4 separate regions of the Homo sapiens genome follow, and all the other regions are linked to region 1. A link is an interaction called in ENCODE POLR2A ChIA-PET data of the cell type or tissue named here. Cell type or tissue: OCI-LY7. All regions are shown on one strand. Links, peaks and the distances in the headings refer to the core of each region. The heading gives the core; the rest is flanking DNA. Region 1 holds the start of LINC01754 (long intergenic non-protein coding RNA 1754). Region 2 overlaps NCOA3 (nuclear receptor coactivator 3). Region 3 has its middle 15 kb from the start of NCOA3. Region 4 has its middle 29 kb from the start of NCOA3.

The links. ChIA-PET counts read pairs that join two places held together with the same protein. Peaks named below come from ENCODE experiments on the same cell type or tissue, not always from the same donor. Only the 100,000 strongest peaks of a DNase experiment are listed, where the experiment ranks them.
Region 2: POLR2A ChIA-PET joins it to region 1 with 13 read pairs; 2 of 35 experiments call an interaction of 5 or more read pairs at or near these places.
Region 3: POLR2A ChIA-PET joins it to region 1 with 64 read pairs; 10 of 35 experiments call an interaction of 5 or more read pairs at or near these places.
Region 4: POLR2A ChIA-PET joins it to region 1 with 16 read pairs; 11 of 35 experiments call an interaction of 5 or more read pairs at or near these places.

What each region holds. Positions count from the first base shown.
Region 1 is chr20:47,410,585-47,415,074 of GRCh38, reverse strand. LINC01754 (long intergenic non-protein coding RNA 1754) reads left to right here and starts at 2,931. Exons shown (of 3, transcript NR_146496.1): 1 at 2,931-3,005. RefSeq lists enhancers at 338-387, 2,121-2,280, 4,478-4,490. In OCI-LY7, for the core only: no CTCF peak of the experiment used is centred there; DNase peaks (open chromatin) are centred at 493, 1,664, 2,244, 2,834 and 1 weaker place; H3K4me3 peaks cover 3,320 bases; H3K27ac peaks cover 4,000 bases.
Region 2 is chr20:47,572,828-47,577,317 of GRCh38, reverse strand. All of the region lies in intron 1 of NCOA3 (nuclear receptor coactivator 3), which reads right to left. Among named protein-coding and RNA genes, the nearest start is that of NCOA3, 73 kb to the right of the region's middle. In OCI-LY7, for the core only: no CTCF peak of the experiment used is centred there; DNase peaks (open chromatin) are centred at 557 and 2,147; H3K4me3 peaks cover 2,738 bases; H3K27ac peaks cover 4,000 bases.
Region 3 is chr20:47,484,938-47,489,427 of GRCh38, reverse strand. No RefSeq gene overlaps it. Among named protein-coding and RNA genes, the nearest start is that of NCOA3, 15 kb to the left of the region's middle. RefSeq lists silencers at 1,454-1,513, 1,534-1,583 and enhancers at 1,794-1,843, 1,874-2,203, 2,804-2,873. In OCI-LY7, for the core only: no CTCF peak of the experiment used is centred there; DNase peaks (open chromatin) are centred at 509, 1,627 and 2,147; H3K4me3 peaks cover 1,622 bases; H3K27ac peaks cover 4,000 bases.
Region 4 is chr20:47,470,912-47,475,401 of GRCh38, reverse strand. No RefSeq gene overlaps it. Among named protein-coding and RNA genes, the nearest start is that of NCOA3, 29 kb to the left of the region's middle. In OCI-LY7, for the core only: no CTCF peak of the experiment used is centred there; DNase peaks (open chromatin) are centred at 1,781 and 2,171; H3K4me3 peaks cover 1,419 bases; H3K27ac peaks cover 3,318 bases.

The sequences.
Region 1 (4,490 bases), core at 338-4,337:
TTGCGATAGAAGAGTGGGCTTTCTTCTTTGTACACTTCTTTTTTTTTTTTTTTTGAGACAAAGTTTTGCTCTGTCACCCAGGCTGAAGTGCAGTGGTGTGATCTTGGCTCGCTGCAAGCTCCACCTCCCAGGTTCAAGCTATTCTCCTGCCTCAGCCTCCTGAGAAGCTGAGATTGTAAGTGTGTGCCACCATGCGTTGCTAATTTTTGTATTTTTATTAGAGACGGGGTTTCGCCATGTTGGTCAGGCTGGTCTTGAACTCCTGACCTCAGGTGATCCACCCGCCTTGGCCTCCCAAAGTGCTGGGATTACAGATGTGAGCCACTGTATCCGGCTGTCTGTTAAATTTTTTAAAACATATATCTTTTTCCCTTTCCATAATGTAGGTCCTATATTATAGAGCAGAGGTTAACAAACTTTCTCTGTAAAGGGTGCCAGAGAGTAAATATTTTAGGCTTTCTGGGCCATGCAGTCTCTGAATGACTCCATTCAGCTGGGGTACTGCAAAAGCAGCTACAGACATTATGTAAATGAATGAGTTTGCTGTGTTCCTGCAAAACTTTGTTTACAAAACAGGTGCCAGGCCAGGCAAGGTGGTTCATGCCCGTAATCCCAGCACTTTGGGAGGCCGAGGCGGGTGGATCATCTGAGGTCAGGAGTTCAAGACCAGCCTAGGCAACATGGTAAAACCCCGTCTCTACTAAAAATATAAAAATTAGCCGGGCATGGTGGGGCGTGCCTGTAGTCCCAGCTACTCGAGAGGCCGAGACAGGAGAATCACTTGAACCTGGGAGGCAGAGGTTGCAGTGAGCCAAGATCACACCACTGCACTCAAGCCTGGGCAACAGAGGGAGACTCCATCTAAAATAAATAAATAAATAAATAAATAAACAAACAAACAAACAAACAAACAAACAAAAACAAAAACAGGTGCCAGACTGGGTTTGGTTTTCTGTGGGCCTTGGTTTGCTGACCAGTGTTATAGAAAAGACAACATATAAGGATATATAAGGTGGCCGGGCATGGTGGCTCACACCTATAATCCCAGCACTTTGGGAGTCCAAGGTGGTGGATCGCTTGAACTCAGGAGTTCGAGACCAGCTTGGGCAACATGGTGAAACCCTCTCTCTACCAAAAATACAAAAAATTAGCCAGGCATGGTGGTGTATGCCTATGTTACCAACTACTCAGGAGGCTGAGGTGTGAGGTTGAGGTTATAGTGAGGGAGGTAGAGGCCGGGAAGGTAGAGGTTGCAGTGAGCTGAGTTTACACCACTGCACTCCAGCCTGAGTGACAGAGCGAGAACCCTGTCTCAAAACAAACAAGCAAACAAACAAACAAAGGATATATAATTTTATATTATAAGGATATATTTACCAAGATGTTTGTTGCAGTTTTTTGGGTTTGTTTTTTTTTTTTTGGAGACAGGATCTCTGTCTGTCTGTATGATTGATGGAGACCTGGTTTTTCCCATTCAGCAACTATTCGCCCCCCAAATCGTGACAACAGCACCCGATTTCCCTTCCCCACCTTCAGTCCCTGTGGAATGCATGGGGTGCCTCAACTGCCTCTGTTCAACAGGAGACACATGAGCCAGCATTGTGTTTGAGCTGGCTCGAACTAGCTCACTAGAGCTGATGGGACATGACAAGAGTTCTGTAAACCGGTTGACACTACATTGGTAATTGAAATCGGCTATGGTTTCAAGCTAATGGGGGTACTTACATCATAGAAATCAGGAAACACTACAAATCAAAACTTTTATTTTCTCAAAAAGACTATTGTTAGACATTTATCAACACACCACTGCGTTTAGCTCAGATCTGGTCAATCAGAGGGCCACAGCTTCCTGGCCGTAGAGCAGGACTGGGCACAGAACTCAAGCAAGACCATGAAAGTCAGCTCAGGTGTTAGAAAGGATGCTCTGTTCTACTGGGGCTCCTGGACTGGTAGGATTAAGCCCACAGTTGTGAGAAGCCACTAATAGAGGATATAAGGTGTAAGGAACTAAAAGATGGTGAAAGTTCAAGTCCTGTTGACATTATTTGAGGCCCTTGATTCAGCATTGCCTAAAACTAGAATGTCCCCTGTGCTACAAGCCAGTACATGTACTACATTCTCTTTCTAGCATATACTGCTGGTGCCCTATAGCAAATCCCCTTGGCCTGCTTCTGAGATTAGCTACAACTATGATGGACAGGCTGGCAGCTCCCACCTCACACACACATCTGTTTCTCTTCTTCTTCTTCTTCTTTTTTGAGAGAGTCTCACTCTGTCACCCAAGCTAAACTGTAGTGGCGTGATCTCAGCTCACTGCAACTTCCGCCTCCTGGGCTCAGGTGATCCTCCCACACTAGTCTCTTTTTTATTATTTTGAGATGGAGTCTCATTCTGTTGCATAGGCTGGAGGGCAGTGGGGTGATCTCGGCTCACTGACACCTCCACCTCCCAGGTTCAAGTGATTCTCCTAACTCAGCCTCCCAAGTAGCTGAGATTACAGGTGCAAGCCACCACGCCCAGCTAATTTTTGTATTTTTAGTAGAGATGGGGTTTTGCCATGTTGGCCAGCCTGGTCTTGAACTCCTGACCTCAAGTAATCCACTTGCCTCAGCCTCCCAAAGTGCTGGGTTTACAGGCATGAGCCACCGCATCTGACTGTTTTTCTTTTCTCTTGAGGCAAAGTCTTGCTCTGTTGCCCAGGCTGCTGGCAGTGGCATGATCACAGCTCACTGCAGCCTCAACCTCCTAGACTCGAGCAATTTTCTCACTTCAGCCTCCTGAGTTGCTGGGACCACAGGTGCACGCACCACCCCCTGGCTTTTATTTTTTTATTTTTTTTATTTTTTGGCAGAGACAGTGTCGCCTTATGTTGCCCAGGCTGAACACCTGTGTCTCTTAACCTAAGAGCTGTCTCCAGCACAGGATGCAAGACAGCCCCAAAAAAGTGTTAGGGACTTAAAGCCACCAGAAGCTTTTCTTAACCAATGGAATACAGGAGTCAATGGGTAAGTACCCCAGCTTCTCAGTTCCCTGGAGGGACAATTGTGATTTGGGGTTTTTTGGGTTTTTTTCCTACCTACATCAAAAAAGGAATGCAGAAAATATGTCCACCATATATTCTACAGCTCAGGGAATTTTTTTTTAAGACTGGATGAGGGCCAGGCGCGGTGGCTCACGCCTGTAATCCCAGCACTTTGGGAGGCCGAGGCGGGCGGATCACAAGGTCAGGAGATCAAGACCATCCTGGCTAACACGGTGAAACCCCGTCTCTACTAAAAAAAAATACAAAAAATTAGCCGGGTGTGGTGGTGGGTGCCTGTAGTCCTAGCTACTCGGGAGGTTGAGGCAAGAGAATGGCATGAACCCGGGAGGCAGAGCTTGCAGTGAGCTGAGATCACGCCACTGCACTCCAGCCTGGGCGACAGAGTGAGACTCCATCTCAAAAAAAAAAAAAAAAAAAAAAGACTGGATGAGGCTCTCTAACCCAGATGCATACCAGGTTTTGAGGCTCAGAGCTTAGTGAAACTAAGCCTTGTGTCCCACAAAATTCTGATGCTCATGCAAGAAATATCCAACTGGGGAGGATACTCTGTCCGTGGACTGATTTGCCCAGGCACAAATTCAGGCTGAAAATAGCAAACTAAAGTTAGCCGAGATGTTCTGCCTTGTGGCCTCCTTCAGGAACATCCTGTCCAGAGGAAAGGATATTTAAGGAGAAAGGAAGCAGCACAAGTTCGACTCAGCCAAGAAACAGAGGAAGGACATCCCAAGCACGAAGTGGGGCACCAGTCTGTGTTCCAGCGAGAGGTGGGGGATAAACAACCATGAAACATCTACTGTGTGTGTGTATTCATGTATTTTACAGATATTCTCTTCTCTCACTTTGTCCTTTATGTTTTTAATTTTCCTTAAACTTCTTGTTCTCTCTGTTCACTTACACATTGGTTTTTGTTTGTTTGTTTGTTTGTTTGTTTGTTTGTTTTGGGACGGAGTCTTGCTCTGTCGCCCAGGCTGAAGTGCAGTGGCATGATATCAGCTCACTGCAACCTCTGCCTCCGAGGTTCAAGTGATTCTTCTGCCTCAGCCTCTCAAGTAGCTGGGATTACAGGTGCCTGCCACTACACCTGGCCAATTTTTGTATTTTTAGTAGAGATGGGGTTTCACCATGTTGGCCAGGCTGTTCTCCAACTCCTGACCTCAAGTGATCCGCCCACCTTGGCCTCCCAAAGTGCTGGGATTACAGGCATGAGCCACTGCACCCAGCTTACTGATCTGATCGTGGAAGCACAGTTGGTCAGTGCATTTTGCTACAATGATTTGGGGTTTGTATTTGGAGACTCATTTGCAAGAAATATAGGCACATCCTAAACTAGCCTGAACAAAAAGTTTGGAGGACATCAGGTGAACCTGAACCCAGGGGCTCAACATGGCTGGTTTCCATTTCTCTATCATCTCTCGGTTCTTCTCCAAGTTGGCTTTCCTCTCCTGTA
Region 2 (4,490 bases), core at 210-4,209, 160 kb before region 1:
CAAAATGCCATTTGAGTTTCTTCATAATAAAGGCAAAAGACAAAAAACCTTCTATGAAATGGCCATTTGTGTAAAAATTACATAGGGATACAGGAAACATAAATGGGGTAAAGGTAGCTAAAACTTAAAACTTATTTTTAATTCAAGACATCCAGGAAATTATGCCATACATTTTTGCTTATACAACGATACTATCCACTGATGAACAATGGAACTAAACTAGCCTAAATTTTTTTAAATTAGCTTTAGATTAAGGAGAAAACTTAAAAATCTGGTTGGCAGATTAGTATAAAAGGCCTGATATCTTTGGCTGAGTTGAATATTAGCTCTTATCCAATGGTTACCAAAACAGGCATTCAAGCAAGCCGCTTGCTTGCGCTTGTTCTGCCTCTCTCTCCCTGCCACTTTGGAAAAACTGCATGCAGTGCTGCAGGATCACACAAAATAAATACAGGAAAGAGGGTGGGAGAGTTGGGTGGGGAAGTGAGCAAAGCTCTGGGCTCCACCAGTGGAAGGCGTTCCACAAGAATTGCTACAGGGTCAAAAGTTTACAGTGGTTTCAATTTCACCTTTTAGCAGCCAATCAGGAAACACAGGCTGCATGCTGACCCCTCGGGCTGCAAATGAACATTAACTCATTGGCTACCAGGATTGCACATTTTCCTTTTCTTATAAGGCTTTCCCTTCTTTTTATTTTTTTTAAGGACAGGGGAGTGGAGAAGGCAAAGAACACAATAAGTTCAAGGTGACAATTTTATTCAAGACAATATATTTTAAACAGGTGTTTGAGGGGAGAAATGATCGAGTAATTATCTTCTTTCTTCTTGAAATCTGAGTTTCTTTAGCCTGTAGTATCTAACAAACCAATTATTAATGCTAGTATCAAGACAAAGAATAAATTTAGGCAGGTAAAGGAGATGGATTTTCCTCCATGAGGTTGCAATTCTATGAACAATTTATAGGATGGTAAAAAGATAATACTGGTTGTGTATCCAGTAAATGCTTTAAAAGTAACTCAGATAATAAAGACATCTAACTGAAGGATTTGCCTATACCCCAATTTTTTTATTTGCATAGTTTCCCTACCCTCTCCTCAAACCATTACTATACACAGGTAATGTTCCTCTATCCTTTTCATAATGTGGATCCACAGAAATGCAGGCAGAGCTCTTAGCTAAGGTTTAAATTTTTCTTTTCTTATATTTCAGTACCTGGGAGTAACTGTACAATAAACTCAGGAGTGAACCATTTGGCAGTAGGTACAACTGCTCCCTAACTAATTTATGTAAATTTCTTCAAATGCAGAAACCAATAAACTAATCCATTAAATAATATTTTCAACATTCTATATTTAACATTGAGCAAGTCTAAAATGAAAACCTCTACTACATACACCTTAACTGGACTACATTTAAAAACTAGATGCCTTTGAAGCACCACAGGATAAAAGTGAAATCGCTGTATTAACTGCTCTACTATTAAAATGATTAGTCAAATCCTAAATGAACACACTGTAAATTTGTAGTTAGCAATATTTCTCTCTTTGACACAATAGGTAGTTGAATTTTAACAGACTCATTGACTTAAATTTACCTTTACGTTTAGAATACCCTGTAGGCACCACCATTGCCTAAGAAAACGATTTCATGTAGGATATTAGCTCTTATCCAAACCAGCAAAGTAAGATACCAGTTATTTCTGAAAACGTGAAAGTAAGCAAATATACAGAAGTGTGTGACTTAATATAACTGCTGAAGGGTTCCAAAATAACTTCAGTGTTTAAAGTTTATATAGCAATATAATGTCAGTTAAGATAGTAAATAAACTCGATGCTGATAGTTTTTTCTTAATTCGACATTAAAAGAAGTAATTTTCTAGTAACAATTCCCAAGCCTTCATGATTTAAGTTTATGCATATTTGGCAATAAAAAGTCTACTTTAAAATAGACCTAGTTGTTTTTTCAACATGGTTTGCAAAAGCTTTACATATACGTATATATAGATATATAATAAATTAGGGGTCTTCTGTATATCTTCTTTTTACAAAATGGCCTCATTTTGAAACAAAATGGATGCGATAAAATTTTACATCAAGTCAGCATGTTAGCAAGAAGCTTTTTTGTGTGTTCTGAATTTGATTAATACAAGCCAAGGTCACTTCCTGAAAGATGCCTAGCACTGCAGCTGCAGGCAAACTAGGCTCTAGCATAAGGCTGGGGGAAGGGAATGGGTGATGGCATTATTATTAACCCTCAGATAGGATTCCATCTCCAGCAGCAGCTATTGGGGGAAGTGGGGAGGTTGGGGAAGATCCCAGAGTTCCTAAGTATATTAAGATTAAAATATTTCCATTCCTTAATACTTAAAAATAGAAATGTAATTACATATATAATGCTGATGTCAAAATTATATCAGATATCCTCACTGCTACAATGTACAAGAACATTTTACATAATACTATGCAAATCATTTAATGCCAGACATTGTGTTGAATGCTGAGTTTACGCTAAAGCATTCAGTTTACACTGAAATAAACTCAACATTCAACACAATGCTAAGCATGACCTGTACTTGCTATGCAAAGCGTATACAAAGGAAGATACAGGCCCTTGAAGAAAACAGAATCAGATTCAAATTTCAAAAACCAAGGGTGGCCTAAAAGTTAATTAAGGTAGAAACTTAAAACACAAAAGCCTATTTTGGAAAATATTTGATAAAGTTTTGTTCTGAAATTCAATTTAAATTTTCATTTTACATAAAATTTTAAATTTTCATTTCACCAACATTAATACAAATATTACTATGCCTCTGTGCTAAAAAAAAAAAAAATCAAAATATACATAGTAGCAACTAGAAAAAACCACCTCCCTGAATAATTAATAATGTATTAAGTAGTTACAATGCATGCTAGGAAACCATAGTAATTACTCTGTTGTACTCTGAGGTTCTTTACACATTTCAATTCATTGATAAAATACCAGGTATAGTCAGGAAATCTACACGTTCCTTGTAATTTTATATATGTAATCTTAGAAAAATTAAATTAATTTTGTGTGCCTTTTTCCTATGCACCAAATGGGGGTTATACTTTAACCATGATATTCCACAGAGACAGAGCAGCAGCAAGGCACTGCTGTATTTTTAGCGGTTGTATGACGAACGCAAAACGTGGCCTTTTTATCTTGTCTATATGTTCAAAAGTGTTTTCTATTTTCTACACAACTTAATAGCATAATTTTGTCACTCTGTTGTGCTCCCCACCCTTTTTCTGAAGTTTGATTCAGTAATTTCAACAAAAAAACTGAACAAATGGTGTTAGATCTCAAGTTCAAACAAACTGACCCCTTGAATTTTTGGAGGTCAATGACTGGCAGGAAAAGGGTTGTTATTTAATGGCCACGGAGCATTCTGTATGTGCAAAGGACTTCTTAAATCATTTTAGGAAAAGGAAGGCAACCAAGTAAAAACATACTGTGAGAAGTCCCTGAATTCAGAGAACCTAATCCCTAGGTGTGGCTAAGAAAGGCACTTCAAAAAGATCCCATCACGTGCCTTTGAAATAGGACAAACCTGAAAGACAAAGGGTAAAATTAAATTAGTTTTTCATACTCCCTCTCCCCAAGACACCTGTGGGGCAGTGAAGAGGAATGAATTTTTCCTCAATTTTTCCTGGCCCTACAGGCATACCTCATTTTATTGTGCTTTACAGATATTGCGCTTTTTACAAATTGAGGTTTGTGGCAGCCCTGCTTCAGGTAAGTCTACTGGTGCCAATTTTCCAACAGCATTTGCTCACTTTGTATGCCTCCCTTACATTTTGGTGATGCTCCTATTATCTCAAGAAGCTTTTTCATTATTATTTTATCTCTTATGGTGATGTGTAATCAGTGTTTTTTTGTTTGTTTGTTTGTTTTTTGGAGACAATAGTCTTGCCCTGTCACCCAGGCTGGAATGCAGTGGCAGGATCTCAGCTCTCGGCTCACTGCAACCTCCGCCTCCCGGGTTCAAGCAATTCTCCTGCCTCAGCCTACTGAGTAGCTGGGGTTATAGGCGCCTGCCAGCAGACCTGGCTAATTTTTGTAGTAGAGACAGGGTTTCACCATGTTGGTCAGGCTGGTCTTGAATTCCTGATCTCAGGTGATCTACCCACCTCAGCCTCCTAAAGTGCTAGGATTACAGGTGTGAACCACCATGCCCAGCCTGCGATCAGTGTTCTTCAATGTTACTATTGTTAATTGTTTTGGGGCACCATGCACTGTGCTCATATAAGATGGTAAACTTAATCAGTAAATGCTGTGTATATTCTCACTGCTCCAATAGCTATTCCCCATCTCTCTCCCTTCTCTTCAGGCCTCCTTATTCCCTGAGACACAGCAATATTGAAATAAGTCCAAATAATAACCCTATAGTGGTCTCTAAGTGTTCAAGTAAGTAAAAGGAAGAAATGCACATCTCTCACTTTAAGTCAAAAGCTAGAAATGGGCCAGGCA
Region 3 (4,490 bases), core at 138-4,137, 75 kb before region 1:
ACACACACACGTATTTATATATATTCTTTTTTTTTTTTTTCTGAGATGGAGTCTCCCTCTGTCACGCAGGCTGGAGTGCAGTGGCGTGATCTCTGCTCACTGTAACCTCCACCTCCCGGGTTCAAGCAATTCTCCTGACTCAACCTCCCAAGTAGCTGGGATTACAGGCGTGCACCACCACGCCCAGCTAATTTTTTTAATTTTCAGTAGAGCCGGGGTTTCACCATGTTGGCCAGGCTGGTCTTGAACTCCTAACCTCAAGTGATCCGCCTGCCTTGGCCTCCCAAAGTGTTGGGATTACAGGCGTGAGCCACCGCATCTGGTCTATATATATATACATTTTTGTAACACAAAATAAGGCCTATTATACACACTGCTTTATCTCTTTTTTTTTTTTTAACTTAAAGTATCTGGACCCCATTCTCCATGATGTGCTTATTTCACATTGCATGCCTGTAACAAGACATCCTGTATACCCCATTGATATATACACCTACAATGTATCCACAACTTCTTTTAAAAGTAAAGTATCTGGGAGATCTTTTTTAACTGTTGAATGTTAAGCAGCTTCATAATGTTTCACTGGCTACATGGTATCCCATCATATAGAGTTTCGGGGGCATTTAAAGGTTGGCTGACTCCAGCCCTGGAATAAAACACTTCCTTTTTTAAAAAATGAATTCGGGGACCAGGTGCGGTGGCTCACACCTGTAATCCCAGAACTTAGGGAGGCCGAGGCGGGCGGATCACCTGAGGTCAAGAGTTCGAGACCAGCCTGGCCAACATGGTGGAACCCCGTATCTACTAAAAATATAAAAATTAGCCAGGCGTGGTGGCGGGTGCCTGTAATTCCAGCTGCTTAGGAGGCTGAGGCAGGAGAATTGCTTGAACCCAGGAGGCAGAGGTTGCAGTGAGCCAAGACCGTGCCATTGCACTCCAGCCTGGGCAACAAGAACAGTGAAACTCCGTCTCAAAAAAAAAAAAAAAAAAGTAAAGAAAAGAAATAGTGTTTTAAAGTGATGACAGTAAGCTTATTTGAGAGGACAAACCCTCTATCAATGATTTAGTACTTACAGAGTAGGAACATGGAAGGAGTAGCCATGTTGGGGCATGCAAACAGTATCTATGCCAGAGGTGAATGTATAAGGCAAGTTAAGATTCTAGCTTTAAAAAAAATAAAAATTTGCCAGGCGTGGTGGCTTACGCCTGTAATCCCAGCACTTTGTGAGGCCGAGGTGGGCGGATCACCTGAGGTCAGGAGTTCAAGACCAGCCTGACCAACATGGAGAAAACCCGTCTCTACTAAAAATACAAAATTAGCCAGGGTGGTGGTGCATGCCTGTAATCCCAGCTACTCGGGAGGCTGAGGCAGGAGAATCACTTGAACCTGGGAGGCAGAGGTTGCAGTGAGCCGAGATCGCGCCATTGCACACCAGCCTGGGCAAAAAGAGCAAAACTCCATCTCAAAAAAAAAAATATTTTAAACCTTCTGGCTATTATCAATCAACTACATTGCAAACCTGTTAAGGATGTTACTGTACATGTCAGTCATGATGTCTGCCCCACTTACCCACAGACCCTTCTAAAGACAGAGCAGAAGTCACCTTCTTTGGTACCATGTGACTGGCAACTTCTGCTCACACCACAGCTGATTGTGTCAGACATGGGCATCAGCCCCAGGGGCAGCCAATGCATGGGCAGGGCAAGTGATTTATGAGATAGCTGGACCCAGAATATCTGGCCCAACAGGAACCAGGTTGACCTGTGAGATTGCCACCTGGGATGCATTTAAATTAGAAACTCCAGAGTAAATCAACTTGTTAAGAAAAGGATTTGAAGCTGAAGGTATAAAAGATATATGAGACAGGAGGGAGTAGGGTGGGAAATGAAAGAACAGAAACTGAATATTCAGAGCTAGGGGGTAGAGAAAAGAAACTAAAAAAAGCGCAAAGGTGGTCAGTTTCCAGCAATACAGCAGATTAGATAGCCTGAAACACTCAACCCCACCCGCAAAAACATCTGGAAATTCTGAGTAAAAGATAACAAGTACTCTTTTAAATGAATCACAGGGTTCACAGGAAAGAAAGGGAAATCCCCCATGTCAAAAAACAAAAATGGAACTGAAACCCAACCGGTAGTGTGAACTGATAGATACTATGCCAGAGGAGGAGGTGTCACGGGTCTCAGAAAGCAAAGACCTCCTAATGCAATGCAAATACAAGGGCAGGAAATCAGGCCTTGGGGCTCATGTAATCCAAAATTACAATATAGAAATCATCCTCCTGGAGCTAGGAGTCAACCCAGCAAGCAAAGGCGTACTTTCAGATAATAGCATGTTTGCACAAAAACCATCGAAAGATGAGCTAATAATTATTAAAGACACAAAAGAAGGTACCAAAATATGCAAACAGAATAATATCATAAAAAACAAAAAAAAACAAAAAACAAGCAGGTTTGATAAAGAACCTGGCTCAGGCCTGTAATCCCAGCACTTTGGGAGGCCGAGGTGGGCAGATCACGAGGTCAGGAGATCAAGACCATCCTGGTTAACACGGTGAAACCCCCGTCTCCACTAAAAATACAAAAAAATTAGCTGGGCATGGTAGCAGGCACCTGTAGTTCCAGCTACTCGGGAGGCTGAGGCAGGAGAATGGCGTGAACCCCAGAAGCGGAGCTTGCAGTGAGCCGAGATCGCGCCACGGCACTCCAGCCAAGGGACAGAGCGAGACTCCATCTCAAAATAAATGAATAAATACATAAATAAAATAAAAACTAATTTCTGGCCGGGCACGGTGGCTCACGCCTGTAATCCTAGCACTTTGGGAGGCCGAGGCAGGTGGATTGCCTGAGCTCAGGAGTTCGAGACCAGCCTGGGCAACAACGGTGAAACCCCGTCTCTACTAAAATACAAAAAATTAGCCAGGCGTGGCAGCATGCGCCTGTAGTCCCAGCTACTCAGGAGGCTGAGGCAGGAGAATTGCTTGAACCCGGGAAGCAGAGGTTACAGTGAGCCGAGATCACACCACTGCACTCCAGCCTGGGCAACAGAGTGAGACTCCGTCTCTAAAAAAAAAAAACTAATTTCTTTCTCTTTTTTTCTTATTTATTATTACTTTTTTTTTTCTAGAGACATGGTCTTACTCTGTAGCCTAGTCTGGAGTGCAGTGGTGCAATCATAGTTCACTGCAACCTCAAATTCTTGGGTTCAAGGGACCCTCCAGCCTCAGCCTCTTGAGTAGCTGGGACTATAGGCATGTGTCACCATGCCTGGCTCAGGACTCATTTATTGAATGACACTGTATACCAGACCTGTCCCAAGCACATGCCAATGCAGTTCCTATTATGAAAGCTTACAGTCCAGACTTGACAAATTCCCAAATGACTACCCTGGAAAATTTCAACCCCCATACTGGGCCTCAGTTTCTACGTTTGTGAAATGAGCAATTTAAACTCAATGTTTCCCCTAGTGTAGATGAGATTATTTTTGGTAAAATATTCGGGCACCATTAAAAAGCACTGTGGAAAGGAATCTCTCTTTCATTTTTTTTTTAAGTAGAGATGGGGGGGTCTCACGATGTTGCCCAGGCTGGTCTCAAACTCCTGGCCTCAAGTGATCCTCCCATCCCAGCCTCCCAAAGTGCTGGGATTAGAGCCGTGAGCTACCACACCCAGCCAGTCACCCCTTTTCCTTTCTTTCTTTTCTCTTCTTTCTTTCTTTCTTTTTCTTTCTGTCTTTCTCTCTCTCTCTCTCTCTCTTTCTTTCTTTCTTCTTTCTTTTTTTTTCGAGATGGAGTTTGGCTCCCATTGCCCAGGCTGGAGTGCAATGGTGCAATCTTGGCTCACTGCAACCTCTGCCTCCTGGGTTCAAGCGACACTCCTGCCTCAGCCTCCCGAGTAGCTGGGATTACAGGCACCACCACCACCCCTGGCTAATTTTTTTGTATTTTTAGTAGAGATGGGGTTTCACCATGTTGGCCAGGCTGGTCTCGAACTCCTGACCTCAGGTGATCCACCCATCTCAGCCTCCCAAAGTGCTGGGATTACAGGCTTGAGCCACCACGCCCGGCCTCAGTCACCCCTTTTTCAATCCTCTTCTAATTCTACCTCTAGTAGGAAGTCTCAGTGTGGTACAATCTCCTTTTCTGTTTTTGATTTTTTTGAGTCAGGGTCTTACTCTCTTGCCCAGGCTGGAGTGCAGTGGCACAATCGTGGCTCACTGCAGCCTCGACCTCCTAGGTTCAAGTGATCTTCCCACCTCAGCCTCCCAAGTAGCTGAGACCCCAGGCAGGTGCCATTATGCCCTGCTAATTTTTTTTTTTTTTTTGTAGAGACAAGGGTCTCCCTATGTTGCCCAGGCTCATCTCAAACTCCTGACCTCAAAATATTCTCCCACCTCAGCCTCCCAAAGTGCTGGGATTACAGGCATGAGCCACCACCCCCAGCCCAATCTCCTTTATGACAAAGGACAAGCAGATCTGGACCCTAAAGCC
Region 4 (4,490 bases), core at 196-4,195, 60 kb before region 1:
TGCCTCCTGGGTTCAAGCGATTCTCCTGCTTCAGCCTCTCAAATAGCTGGGATTACTGAAATGCGCCATCAAGCCTGGCTAATTTTTGTATTTTTAATAGACATGGGGTTTCACCATGATGGCCAGGCTGGTCTCGAACTCCTGACCTCAAGTGATCTACCCACCTCAGCCTCCCAAAGTACTGGGATTACAAGTGTGCACCACCACACCCGCCTGGCTAATTTTTGTATTTTTAGTAGAGACGGGGTTTCACCATTTTGGCCAGGCTGGTCTCGAACTCCTGACCTCAGGTGATCCACCCACCTGTAATCCCAAAGTTCTGGGATTACAGCCATGAGCCACCATACCTCTCTCCCACAGACTGCACTCCCAGCCCTCATCCTTAACCCCCTGGCAACCGCTAATCTGTCCTTCAGTTCTAAAATGTTGTCATTTCAAAAATGTTACAAGCTGGATGTGGTGGCTCACACCTGTAATCCCAGCACTTTGGGAGGCCAAGGTGGGTGGATCACCTGAGGTCAGGAGTTTGAGACCAGCCTGACCAACATGGTGAAACCCCGTCTTTACTAAAAATACAAAATTAGCCGGGCGTGGTGGCATGTGCCTGTAATCCCAGCTACTTGGGAGGCTGAGGCAGGAGAATCACTTGGGCCCAGGAGGCAGAGGTTTTAGCACTGCAAGTCCTACAATCCAGAAACCCCCTCAATCCCAGGAAAATCATGATAGTTGGTCACCCTAAAGGGAGACCCAAATTCTCTCAGCTGGGCATAAGTCTCCCCACAAAAATGAAGAAAGGCGGCCAGATGCGGTGGCTCACGCCTGTAATCTCAGCACTTTGGGAGGGCGAGGTGGGCGGATCACAAGGTCAGGAGATCAAGACCATCCTGGCTAACACGGTGAAACCCCGTCTCTACTAAAAATACAAAAAATTAGTCGGGCATGGTGGCGGGCACCTGTAGTCCCAGCTACTCGGGAGGCTGAGGCAGGAGAATGGCGTGAACCTGGGAGGCAGAGCTTGCAGTGAGCCAAGATCATGCCACTGCACTCCAGCCTGGGCGACAGTGCAAGACTCCCTCTCAAAAAAAAAAAAAAGAAGAAGAAAGAAAAGTATTTCCATTAAAAGCCACCATTTAGCCTCATGCTGGCCTAGGGAAGTTTCTCTAGGTTCAGGTCTGTACTTACCTGAAAAACCCCTGGGATACAAGCAAAAGATAACAATGACTGTGCTAATTTTCCAGTTACAAATGTGGCTGTGAAAGTCAGGGGACTGACCAGATGTGGTGGCTCAAGCCTGTAATCCCAGCACTTTGGGAGGCTGAAGTGGGTGGATCATGAGGTCAGGAGTTCAAGACCAGCCTGGCCAAGATGGTGAAACCCCATCTCTACTAAAAATACAAAAATTAGCCGGGCACGGTGGTGGGCGCCTGTAATCCCAGCTACTCGGAAGGCTGAGGCAGGAGAATGGCTTGAACCCGGGGGGCGGAGGTTGCAGTGAGCCGAGATCGTGTCACTGAACTCCAGCCTGGGTGACAAGAGCGAAACTCTGTCTGAAAAAGAAAGAAAGGAAGAAAGTCAGGGGACCAGAGACACTTGGGTCCTGAACCTTTGTAAAATCCTGGTAAAATTTAAAAAGCCCTATATCAAATTAATTCAAATGAATGAGAAATTTTAGCTCTGTTCCAAGCATTATTCAGGTAACAAAGCAAATGATCACAAGTTAAATCCTACCGTTCCTTCTAGCCCTCAAAGAGAAGCCCTGTTGTTCAGCTGCTAGCTCTCTTGTGTGCTTATCTCAGTTTTCAGTTCCTCTGTTTGTGTGTGTGTGTGTGTGGTTTTTTGTTTTTTTTTTTTTTGAGACAGAGTCTCACTCTTGTCGCCCAGGCTGGAGTGCAATGGTGTGATCTCAGCTCACTGCAACCTCTGCCTCCCAGGTTCAAGCGATTCTCCTGCCTCAGCCTCCCGAGTAGCTGGGATTACAGGAGCCTGCCACCAAGCCCAGCTAATTTTCGTATTTTTAGTAGAGACAGAGTTTCACTATGTTGGCCAGGCTGGTCTGGAACTCTTGACTTTAGGTGATCTGCCCACCTTGGCCTCCCAAAGTGTTGGGATTACAGGTGTGAGCCACTGCGCCCAGCCGAGTTCCTCTGTCTTGAACTGAGAAGTAAGATTATCTTTTGAGGAGGACTGGTTAAGAGGCAGCCCCTAGAGCCATATTGCTGAGTTCAAAACCTAGCTCGGCTGTGTGACTATGAGCAAATTACTTACTTTCTTTATGCTTCAGTTTCTCCCTTTGCGAAACGAAGATAACAATTATATAGGGATATTGTGAAAATTAAGATTAATAAATGTTAGGTGCTTGGAATAAGGGTTGGCAAACTTTTTCTACAAAGGGCTGGAGAGTAAATATTTTAGGCTGTGGGCTCTATGGTCTGTGATGAAACTATTCAACTCTAAGGAGCAGTCATAGACAAAATGTAAATAAATGGGCATGGCTGTGTTCCAATACAACTTTATATAAAAACAGGAGGCAGAACCAAAGACTGGTATCAGCCCAGATATGCTTCAACAAGTAAATAGTTAAACTGGTACATCTGTATCATGGAATACTACTCAGCAATAAAGAGAAATGAATTGTTGGTTCGTGCGACGGTTAGAAAGAATCTCCAGAAAATTATGCTGAGGGGGAAATAAAATCCCCTAAAATTACATACTGTATGGGGATTGGGTATGGTTCCAGTTGTGTAACTTTTTGTGTGGGGAGCAGGGGGGCAGGGGCACAGAGTCTTGCTCTGTTGCCCAGGCTGGAGTGCAGTGGTGTGATCTCAGCCCACTGCAACTTCTGCCTCCCAGGTTCAAGTGATTCTCCTGCATCAGCCTCCCGAGTAGCTGGGATTGCAGGTACCTGCCACCACACCCGGCTAATTTCAGTAGAGACGGGGTTTCACCATGTTGACCAGGCTGGTCTCAAACTCCTGACCTCAGGTGATCCGCCCACCTCGGCCTCCCAAAGTGCTGGGATTACAGGCGTAAGCCACCACATCCAGCTTGTAACATTTTTGAAATGACATTTTAGAACTGGAGGACAGATTAGCAGTTGCCAGGGGGTTAAGGATGAGGGCTGGGAGTGCAGTCTGTGGGACAGAGGTGTGGGTGAGGTTATACAAAGGCACAATGAGGGTCCCTGTGGTCTTGAAACTGTTCAGTATCTGGACTGCGGTGGTGGACACACAAGACGTGATAAAATTTTATAGAACTTAATACACACACAAATGAGTACAGCTAAAAAGGGAAATCTGGTCCGGTGAGGTGGCTCATGCCTGTAATCCCAGCACTTTGGGAGGCTGAGATGGGCAGATCACCTGAGGCCAGGAGTTCAAGACCAGCCTAGCCAACATGGCAAAACCCCATCTCTACAAATAAGAGAAATCTGAATAAGATTGGTGGGTCATATGAATATCAACATCCCGAATGTGATATTATACTATGCTTTTGCATAGTTGGAGGAAAATGGACAAAATGTAAAAGAGATCTCTGTATTATTTTTTACAAGTGCGTGTGAATCTGCAATTATCAAAATTATTTACTTCTCATTTTAATTTGTAGAGATAGGATCTCCCTGAGTTGCCCAGGCTGGTCTCAAACTCCCAGCCTCAAGCAATCCTCCCATCTCAGCCTCCCAAGTGTGGGGATTACAGGTGTAAGCCACCATGCTTGGTCCAAAATTTTTTCAATTCAAAAAAAAAAGAAAACTAGTGGTGGGGCTGGATTTGGCCTGTGAGTTGGCCCGCCGCCTGTTAGCAGTCCCTGATCACGGACTTCATGCCTGGCAAATGCTGAGTACCATATAAGTAGGATGACCGGCTCCTTCTGGTTTGTCCAGGACTTTCCAGGTTTGCAGTGTTAAAATCAGGAAAGTCCTAGTCAATCGGGTTGAGTTGGATGCCTGATTATACACTTTTTTTTTTTTTGAGATGGAGTCCCCCTTTGTCGCCCAGGCTGGAATGCAGTGGTGCAATCTCAGCTCACTGCAACCTCTGCCTCCTGGGTTCAAGCAGTTCTCCTGCCTCAGCCTCCTGAGTAGATGGGATTACAGGCATGCGCCATCATGTCCAGCTAATTTTTGTATTTTTGGCAAAGACAGGGTTTCGCCATGTTGGCCAGGCTGGTCTGGAACTCCTGACCTCAGGTGATCTGCCCACCTCAGGCTCCCAAAGTGTTGGGATTACAGGCATGAGCCACCTTGCCCAGCCTTTTTTAAAATAGATTTTTTAAAAGACAGGGCCTTGCTATGTTGTCCAGGCTGGATTACAGTGGCTTTTCACAGGTGCAATGATAGCACACTGCGGCTACCATTCACTGCTGACCTTGAAACTGCCTCTGCCAAATTATGACAGTAAGATAAATTTTACATAGTTGACTCCATCTTGCTTCTGACCTCCAAACTCCTTGGTCATTCCTGGGCATAGGCCAAGCTAACTTTGGGAGGAATT